Linked DNA regions of Homo sapiens: all the other regions are linked to region 2. A link is a contact called in ENCODE Hi-C or POLR2A ChIA-PET data. All regions are on one chromosome and are shown on one strand. The core of a region is the stretch at or near the end of the contact, and the rest is flanking DNA. Distances in the headings are between cores, read along the strand shown. Region 1 overlaps PRKCB (protein kinase C beta). Region 2 holds the start of TNRC6A (trinucleotide repeat containing adaptor 6A). Region 3 holds the start of PRKCB (protein kinase C beta).

Region 1 (2,951 bases), core at 250-2,749, 660 kb after region 2:
CTTGTCCAAGGTATACAGAGAGCTGATAACAGTAGAGCGGGATTTGAACCCTCTCTGTCTTCCTCCCAAGGCTGCACTCTTAGGCACGACATCACAGTGCCTCGGAAGATCCATCTGGGTCAGATTATTTTTCCCTCTTAGGGTGCCCCTTATGAAATCCATAACCATGGTCACACATTCTATGGCAGTAGCTTCGAGGTGTGTCTTAAACACATCACTTGCTCTTCTTTTTTTTTTTTTGAGATGGAGTCTTGCTCTGTCACCCAGACTGAAGTGCAGTGGCATGATCTCGGCTCACTGCAAGCTCCACCTCCTGAGTTCATGCCATTCTCCTGCCTCAGCCTCCCCAGCAGCTGGTACTACAGGCGCCCGCCACCAACCACGCCCGGCTAATATTTTTGTATCGGGGTTTCACCATGTTAGCCAGGATGGTCTCGATCTCCTGACCTCGTGATCCGCCTGCCTCGGCCTCCCAAAGTGTTGGGATTACAGGCGTGAGCCACCACGCCCGGCCATCACTTGCTCTTCTATAGAGAACAAGCAAAAGCTATCATCAGCTGTCTTGGACTCCTTCTGGAAAAGATCAACATATTTACCCCCAAAATAGCATCTTTCCATCTCAGAAGGAATACTGGACACATTTTAGGTAAAGTCAGCACATCGTTTATCGAGGTGTTAAAAACATGGCTTAGGGGCTAGGGGATGAATATTGAACTTTAGACTGAGACATTTAAAAAACCGGCCAGGCGCAATGGCTCACACCTGTAATCCCAGCAATTTGAGAGGTCAAGGAGGGAGGATCACTTGAGGCCAGGAATTTGAGATTAGCCTGGGCAACATAGCAAGACTTTGTCTCTACAAAAACAATTTTCACGATTAGCCAGACATGGTGGCATGCGCCTGTAGTCCCAGTAACTCAAGGGGCTGAGGCGGGAGGATCACTTGAGCCCAGGAGTCTGAGGCTGCAATGAGCCAACATTGTACCACCGTACTCCAGCCTGGGAGACAGAGCAAGATCCTGTTTCTAAGAAATAAATAAAAATGGCAAAAATGTTTAAGGCAGGTAGGATTCAAACAGGTGGGCAATGGGAGGCCATCTTTAGGAGAGGTTCTTACAAATACAACAGTTCTAATCCTGACCTTAATCACAGGGCTGATAGTCAAAATATTTAGCAAGCGGTTTATCCATCAGATTGGAGACAGCCAAAGCCCTGGGGTAGATGTGAAGGCTCCCACTGAACTAGACATTCACCTTTTCATTATCAGATCACATCCAAGGGCTCTTGGAGAAGAAACTAACAAGGCCAGAGAGGCAGAGGACATCTGGTGGTATTTCTTAGTTGCCAGCTGGCATAGAGATATTTTGATGTTTTGATAATCATCTCTGATCAAGATGACTGAGCACTGCATAAATACTTCCTCTTTACAGTAAGGTATACTTGAGCTACTGAATAGTTTCATTTTTAAACAGCCTTAAAAAGAGAGAGAGAGTTAGGCCAGGTGCGTGGCGCACACATGTAATCCCAGTGCTTTGGGAGGCTGAGGCGGGTGGATCACCTCAGGTCAGGAGGTCGATATCAGCCTGGCCAACATGGTGAAACCCCGTCTCTACTAAAAATACAAAAATTAGCTCGGTCTGGTGGCACAGGCCTGTAATCCCAGCTACTTGGGAGGCTGAGGCAGGAGAATTGCTTGAACCCAGGAGGCAGAGGTTGCAGTGAGCAGAGATCATGCCATTGCACTCCAGCCTGGGTGACAAGAGGGAAACTCCATCTCAAAAAAAAAAGAGAGAGAGAGAGAAAGAGAGAGTTAAAGAAAGCAGATTGGCTGGTTGTGGTGGCTTACACCTGTAATCCCAACTCTTTGGGAAGCTGAGGTGGGAGGATCACTTGAGGCCAGGAGTTGGAGACCCCCATCTTTATAAAAAATAAAAATAATAATTATCTGAGCATGGTGGTGCATGCCTACAGTCCCAGCTACTTAGGAGGCTGATGTGGGAGGATTGCTTGAGCTCAGGAGTTCCAGGCTGCAGTGAGCTATGATCGTACCACTGCACTCCAGCCTGGGTGACAGAGAAACACCCTGTCTCAAAAAAATTAAAAACAAAAGCAGATTGATGGTTGCCAGGGGCTGGGAGAAGGCAGGGATGGGTAGTCACTGCTTAATCAGTATGGGGCTTTATTTTGGAATGATGGAAATGTTTTGGAACTAAATAGCAGTGGTGGTTGCACAACACTGTGCATGTACTAAATGCCGCTGAACTGTTCACTCTAAAACAGATCATTTTAAGTCATGTGAATTTCACCTCAGCAAATTTTTAAAAACAAAAGGCGGGGGTGGGGTGGGGGTTAAACTCTATCCAAATTGCAATCAGCCCATAAACAAGTAGCAAACTGAATTGGGCACCCTCATGATAATAATAACATCCTTGCTGAGATCCTGGAGCAGGGCCCAGTGATGCCGACGACCCCTCCAGAATGTGTCCACTGTGATCATTAACTCCACAAAGGCTTGGGCATGGTTACTGCAACTCAACGCCCTCTTCGGCCCCCACCATAACTTTCAGCCTTTCCTGCACCATCTCCTTATATGGTGTAGGCCAGACTCCAGCTAGCCTTGGCTGCCGGCTGTTCCCTGTAAGATCCTGCCTCCATAGGAGGAGACAGATGGGATCTAGTGTCCAGGACCACATCCCACAGCTACTGCCCAGAGACATGTGCAGAGCGGACAAGCCAGGCAGGTACTCACTCTCTTTACTACCCTAGGACCTTTACCCCCAATCACAAGTAGAACCACTGGCCCTGTTGAGTTGAGCTAGACTAGCATTCTCAATTCTGGATCCACATTAAAATTGGTGGAAATTGGAAGGTTGGACGGGCTCCTCTTATTCCTTTTCCCCAGTCCTGTTTGTCTTTTTTTTTTTTTTTTTTTTTTTTTTAGACAGGGTCTCA
Region 2 (2,904 bases), core at 364-2,863:
ACTACATTAAAACCTGAGATAGGAGAAATTTCATTTTATTTTCAACAAGTGAAAAAAAAGAAAAAAAGAAAGCTATTCACGGATTTGGTTAATTGGCTAAGTTTCCCTGAGTGTCCCAATATGATGCAAAAGAAAAAGGGGAATAAGAAAGGAAAAGACGGTAGGAAAGAAAATGAATGTGAAAAGGAGTTAAATACAGTACAATTCCTTGATGCTTAAGCAATTACAGCTCAATGAAGCTAAATATTTCCATTCCATAAAGACATCGTTTAAAAAAAAAAAAAAATTCTCCCTTCACGGTGATGCAAAAGCAGCAGGGCCCAACAGGAACGATAACCTCTTCTGGAGAAAAGATTTTTAATTATTTTACCAGCTGATAAAAAGAGCACACACCGAACATGGACAGAAATGGAGTTTCGAAGGAAAACAAAACGCAGCTTATGCTTGGTAAAGTTCAAGGACAAAACTGTGTCCAATGCAACAGAATCCGCCTGACTACAATGTATGGGGGGGGGGGGGGGGCGGGGGGGAATGCGAACACATAGTATCTTTTTATAAAAGCAACAATTTGAGCTACAAAGTAATAACGGGGAAGCCAAAACAGTTTGACAGCCCGCCATAAGGGCCGCCTCAATCATGAGTCACACAATGCCTGCAACCATTTACAATAGTAATTAATGCACAAGTCCCCTAATTAAATTCTAAAAGGGTGAGAATGCTTTAACTAAGTTTACAAGAATTGCTTTGCGCTTTTTTTTTTTTTTTTTAAAGAAAGAAACACACGCGTAATTACGCATCTCCCCGCAATCCCTCCAGTATTCCCCCAGGCCGCTTCTCCCGAATGTCTGCTCTCCGGGTGCGGAAGAAAATGTCACGGGGGAACTTCTCAACCCAGAAAAGGCGAATCGGAGTAGAAATATACGATTATCGTGGGGCGGGAGACGGAAAGCTCGCCCATCTTACCTGCTAAGATTTCTTTCTACGTCTTTGGTAGCTTTAGCTTCCAATTCTCTGAAACAAAAAAACAAAAACAAAAACAAAACAAAAACACACACACAAAAACGAGATGCGCGTGAAAACGGAGCTGCTGCGGCAGAGGCTCGCGCCGGGGCCGGATGGGGGAGGGGAGAGGACGGGGGGAGGGGGACTCACAAAGCTGCGGGGCTGCAGCCCGGACTGCGGTCCCGCGGCGCGGGCGAGGCGCAACCCCGGCCTGGCCCCCGCGGCGCGGCGCAGCGAGGCTCCCCCGGGCCGCCCGCTCGGCCTCCGCAGCAACGCAGCCTGCGCCCTCCCGCCGAGGCCCGAAGTCTCGGGGACGCCCGGCGCCGCCGCCTCTGCTGCCGCCGCCGCGGGTTGCGGGCCCTGCGGCAGCGCCCGCGGCTCCTCCCGCCCGGAGGGAGGCCCTTGTTCCGCTCACCTCATGTGTGTAAAGTGCACGAGCAAGTGGGGCGCGGCGAAGGAGGCTCGCGAGCCTCAAGCCCTCCGCAGCGCCGCGGGGAGAGGCCCGAGCCGCTGCACCAGCGCCATTTTCTACACCGACCCGCTGCCGCCGCCGCCGCCGCCGCCGCCGCCGCCGCCGACACCGCCGCCGCCGCAGGCCCCAGACCGGAAGTGAATGCCCCACTCGGCAACCCCTTCCGGGGGCGCCACGGCCACTGGCCCCCAAGATGGAGGCCCTAGCAACTGGACCCGCAGATTGGGCAGGTCCTTGGCAACCGCCCCGGCGTGTCACGCTGCACCCAGCCGGACCTCCCTGGAGGTCACAGCCTCCGAGGCGCCCCGCGGAGTGGCTGGGGGGGCCTGCGGAGTCCCGAGTCCAACCTTTTTCGGTGCGGCCGGCTCCGGTCTGACCGAGGAGGGGAGTCCCTCCCCTCCTCCTCCTTCTTTGCTGCGACACAAGTTTCCTACCCGCCGCCCGGCCCCTCCCCCACTGACACACGCCAAAAAAAAAAAAAAAAAAAATTGCCTAAAACGCAAATTTTACCCCAACTGCAGCCTGATGAGCCCGCGCGGCTTTTGAATTCAGCCACTTCTAATTATTTTTGACCTTGGGCCAGTTATTTAACCTCTCTGCTTCTCTGTTCCTCCTCAGGTAAAGAATGCATACCTGAGGCGGGTTGTGAGGCTTAAAAGCGATTTTTATCCACCGACCTTTGACTCAGCAGTTCCGCCTGCACGGATTTTCTGCTCAGGAAATAATTCTGGGTATCTGCAAATATTTCACCTTCGAGATACTAAGCTGTGGTATTGATGATGGTGAAAAATTGCAAACAGCCAAAATGTCCAGCGCTACTAGATGGCTTCAAAAACAGCTACTGGCATGTATTAGGACACTGTAAAAATGATGTGGAGGAATAATCCCGGCATGGAGGAAATGGTTGCAATAGAATAAATGAAAAAGCAGGTTCCAACGTAGCTCACACAGTAAGAAACATCTTAGTGTAGACACAGTAAGATACATACATGTAGATAGACTAAGATATGTATATATGTAGACACAGATGCATATGTGTACATTAAAAGTATACATACATACCTACATGTAGATACAATAAGACATACATATCTGCAGGTAGATACAACAATACACATACATGTAGATACAGTAAGATACATATTTTCACTTGCGTGTGTTCTTTCCAACCTCTCATCAAGCTTTTTCTTCTAATTTAAAGATAATTCCTCCTCTGTGCTTAAAATCTATAACCTTTACTTTCTCAGAAACCCCACTCTGTGGATCATCCCATTCTCCTTTTTCTAACCTAAGTTCTTCAACTGGCTTTTTTTTTTATTTTTTTATTATATTATCATTTTTTTTAGGCGGAGTCTCGCTCTGTCTCCCAGGCTGGAGTGCAGTGGCGCGATCTCCGTTCACCGCAACCTCCGCCTCCCGAGTTCAAGCAA
Region 3 (3,018 bases), core at 519-3,018, 890 kb after region 2:
TAAGGAGGACAGGTTCTCCCAGAAACGTCCCGGGAAAACACTTTCTCCCCCAGCGGAACTGACCATGCCAGGATTGCTTCAGGAGACCGCTTTGACTCTTCCAGAGCCGGGAAGGCAGGAAGGGTAGGTGAACTTCCTTGGCATGTAAGACTCCCAAGCGCCATCGGCCCCAGTCACACACACACCCCTTGAAAGGACCCTGTTGTGGTGAAGAATTCCTAGCCTGGGAGGTCACTCCGACCAACGTGATTCTTTCACTCTCTGCCTAACTCAGTAACTTCTTCTATAAAGTATTTTTCACCCTCTCTTCCCACAAATAGCATCCCCAAAGCCCCAGAGCCTACCTTGGCACTGGAATCCCTGCTTCCCGAAGCCCCTGCAAAAGCAGAAGGAGGTGTATGTCAGGCAGCCCGGGGGGCCCAGCCTCCAGCTAGTTACCCACAGAGTCACCCGCCTTCCTCCCTGCCTCTGTACCCCAGGTGCAAACTCCCAGCCACAGGCGGGTGCCCAAGAGTCTTCCGCCTTTGTGGGGGTAGGTGGGAGCTCGGCTGTAACCCCCATCTGCCTTCACTCCTGCAGAAGAGAGGAGGCTGCGACCACCAGGTGGCGGGATAGTGGGGAGCGTTTCCGTCGGGGTAGGGGCTGAAGGCAGGCGACAGATGTACCCATAGATGCCCCGAGCACCCTCGGGAAAAGAGAAGAGATAAAGACGCATTCAGAGGGAGGGCGAGAGTGACCCCGCGGCGGTGGTGTCCTCTGGGAGGGGGACTGGGAAGGAGGAAAGGATGCCCCACTACTGGAGGGACTGGGGAAGAAAGGGGCCCGCAGTGATGTGACCGAGGAGTGGAAAGGGGAACCCAGGCCCTCGGGGAGGGGCAATGGGAGATAACACAGGGCGCTGCCCGGAGGCACAGAGGAGTGAGAAAGGATGTCCCATGCCCGCAGGGAGATAGAGAAGGACACCCAGGGCGCCGCCCCCCCCGGAAACAAGGGGTGGGGGGCGAGGGCTCCTCGCGCCCGGAAGCAGGCGGAGAGATAGGGAACCCCGGGTCGGAGAGCACCCGAGGCGCTGCCCTCCAGGGCAGGCACAGACCCCGCGCGCTCCTAGTCAGGTGGAGCAAAGGCTCCCGCGACGCCGCCCCTGGGCGCTCTAGAGGCGCCTGAGAGCAGGAGAGGGCAGGAGGCGCCCCGCGGCGGCCCGTCTGGGACCAGGGTGGGGACAGGGCAACGGCAGGACTGTCCATCCGGGAGTCCCGGGCAGCAGGGTCCGGAGCCGGGAGTCCGGAGACGCGGGGTCCCAGGGTGCGGAGGGCGCGGAGGGCGCAGAGGGCGCGGAGAGGGGGTCCCTGGCGCGGCGCTGCCCTCGGGGGCCCGGGAAGGTGCCCTGCGCGCGCGCGCTCACCAGATGAAGTCGGTGCAGTGGCTGCAGAAGGTGGGCTGCTTGAAGAAGCGGGCGGTGAATTTGTGGTTCTTGACCTCATGCACGTTCTTCTGCCGGAGGGCGCCTTTGCGGGCGAAGCGCACGGTGCTCTCCTCGCCCTCGCTCGGCGGCGGCCCCGCAGCCGGGTCAGCCATCTTGCGCGCGGGGAGCCGGAGCCCGAGAGGTGCCGGCCCCGGGGCCGCGGGACCGCGGGCTGCGGGCCGGGGAGGCGCGGGAGGCGGCGGCCGCTGCTGCACCCGGGGCCGCGGGCGCTTCCCCTGCGCCGGCTCTGGCGGCCGCGGCGCGCGGAGCCGGGGCTGTCACTCGCCCAGCTGCTGCCGCTCGTCCAGCTGCGCTTGGCACCGCTGGCCCCAGCTGCGGGGGAGGGAGGCGGAGCCCCGGGCCAGCCCCGCCCTCCTCATTTGCATCGCGCCCAGGCCCCGCCCAGCGCTGCCAGCTGCTTTACATATCGGCGCCCGGGCTACCGCGGGCCTCGCGGCTAAGCGTGCACAGCCGCAGCTCTGCAGCGCCGGGACCGCAGCCCGGGGTCGTCGGACCCGAGCCTCGCCCCCCACCCCACCCCGTCCTCGGCCCCCGGGGCTGCGTTCAGGAGATGTGCCCAGGGGAGGAGCGAGAGTGGAAAGACCTACGGGGCGAAGGGGAGCGGGTGGAAGGGGTGGGGCGCAGCGAATTCCACCCCGGCCTCTGCGGAGACTGGTACCCATCCACCCCCATCCATCCCATTGGTCATTCTGCACGCGTCTCCTGGAGGGATGGGCTCCCGCTGTCACTCATTCGGAAAGGCTTGTGGCCGCACACACTTACACACACATACACACACACGTTCTGCAGAGGTAGGGGAGGAGCGATCTTTATTTTATATGTCTCTAACTCCACCACAGAGAAGATTCTTGGCTTTGCTTGCCTCCTGCACGTTTGGAAGAGAACTCCCTACCTTCTGTCCATCCCCTCTGCAAAACGACTCCGTTTCCCCAACTGTAACATAGGGCTAATAGTGTGGGGAGGAAGGATTTCAGTAGATCAATATTTTTCCAAATTTCATTCATTTCTGACTCGTCTTCACAAATTCTGGTCGTATTTGTGCACCCTCTGGGGGAAAAAAAGCCTATCTCTTTTGGTCTGAGTTTGAACAGCAAGAGGTATCTACATTATTAAAATATCTCCAGGTGCCGTCATCTGTCCTAAGCATCTTCGACTGAAGTCATCTTTTATTTGTTAAGAGAGGAAATTAATAAATGCTAGAGGGGTGTTAAAGACATTACTATCCAACCAGGACTCTCTCCTTGATGTGATCTGAAGGTAACTGAAAGGGTAATAATTGTCTACAATGTGTAATTCAATGTTATTTAGCGCCCTGTTCATGCACAAGGCCTAAAGATACCCACTGCCACCATGTCCCCCACTCTGGGAACGCAGAGCTTCATTAGGCTGTGAGCTCCTTCACCAGACCTAGGCTCTGTGAGAGCAGGGGGGCTGTTCACCACCATGTCGCCCAGCACCAAGCTCAGTGCCTGACACCTCCCAAGACCCCAGTAAATATTGGTTGATTGAGTGAGGGCATGGATGAACAAGTGAAT

Evidence for each region. Hi-C counts contacts between places; a loop is a spot of excess contacts on that map. ChIA-PET counts read pairs that join two places held with the same protein, here RNA polymerase II (POLR2A). Pooled maps may share reads with other maps.
Region 1: a pooled map shows a loop between it and region 2 (2.7-fold over the local background). The contact joins the enhancer-like site here to the promoter of TNRC6A in region 2. A Hi-C loop is called at or near these places in 1 of 50 pooled maps. POLR2A ChIA-PET finds 5 or more read pairs at or near these places in 2 of 52 experiments (WTC11 and naive thymus-derived CD4-positive, alpha-beta T cell).
Region 3: a map with no recorded cell type shows a loop between it and region 2 (4-fold over the local background). The contact joins the promoter of PRKCB here to the promoter of TNRC6A in region 2. A Hi-C loop is called at or near these places in 3 of 37 single-sample maps with no recorded cell type and 7 of 50 pooled maps. POLR2A ChIA-PET finds 5 or more read pairs at or near these places in 2 of 52 experiments (activated CD4-positive, alpha-beta T cell and activated T-cell).

Annotation. Positions count from the first base shown.
Region 1 is chr16:24,071,424-24,074,374 of GRCh38, reverse strand. The region is part of intron 5 of PRKCB (protein kinase C beta); the gene reads right to left. Among named protein-coding and RNA genes, the nearest start is that of MIR1273H, 130 kb to the left of the region's middle. Within about 2 kb of position 1,499, at least 2 of the 41 ENCODE cell types and tissues checked have a DNase peak (open chromatin) inside an H3K27ac peak, as active enhancers do.
Region 2 is chr16:24,728,360-24,731,263 of GRCh38, reverse strand. It overlaps TNRC6A (trinucleotide repeat containing adaptor 6A), which reads right to left and starts at 1,613. Exons shown (of 25, transcript NM_014494.4): 1 at 1,418-1,613; 2 at 964-1,011. The coding sequence starts at 1,422. RefSeq lists a silencer at 1,275-1,584.
Region 3 is chr16:23,834,733-23,837,750 of GRCh38, reverse strand. It overlaps PRKCB (protein kinase C beta), which reads right to left and starts at 1,768. Exons shown (of 17, transcript NM_002738.7): 1 at 1,403-1,768; 2 at 345-376. The coding sequence starts at 1,575. RefSeq lists enhancers at 663-802, 1,066-1,611, 1,612-2,159 and silencers at 1,113-1,192, 1,523-1,602, 1,633-2,272.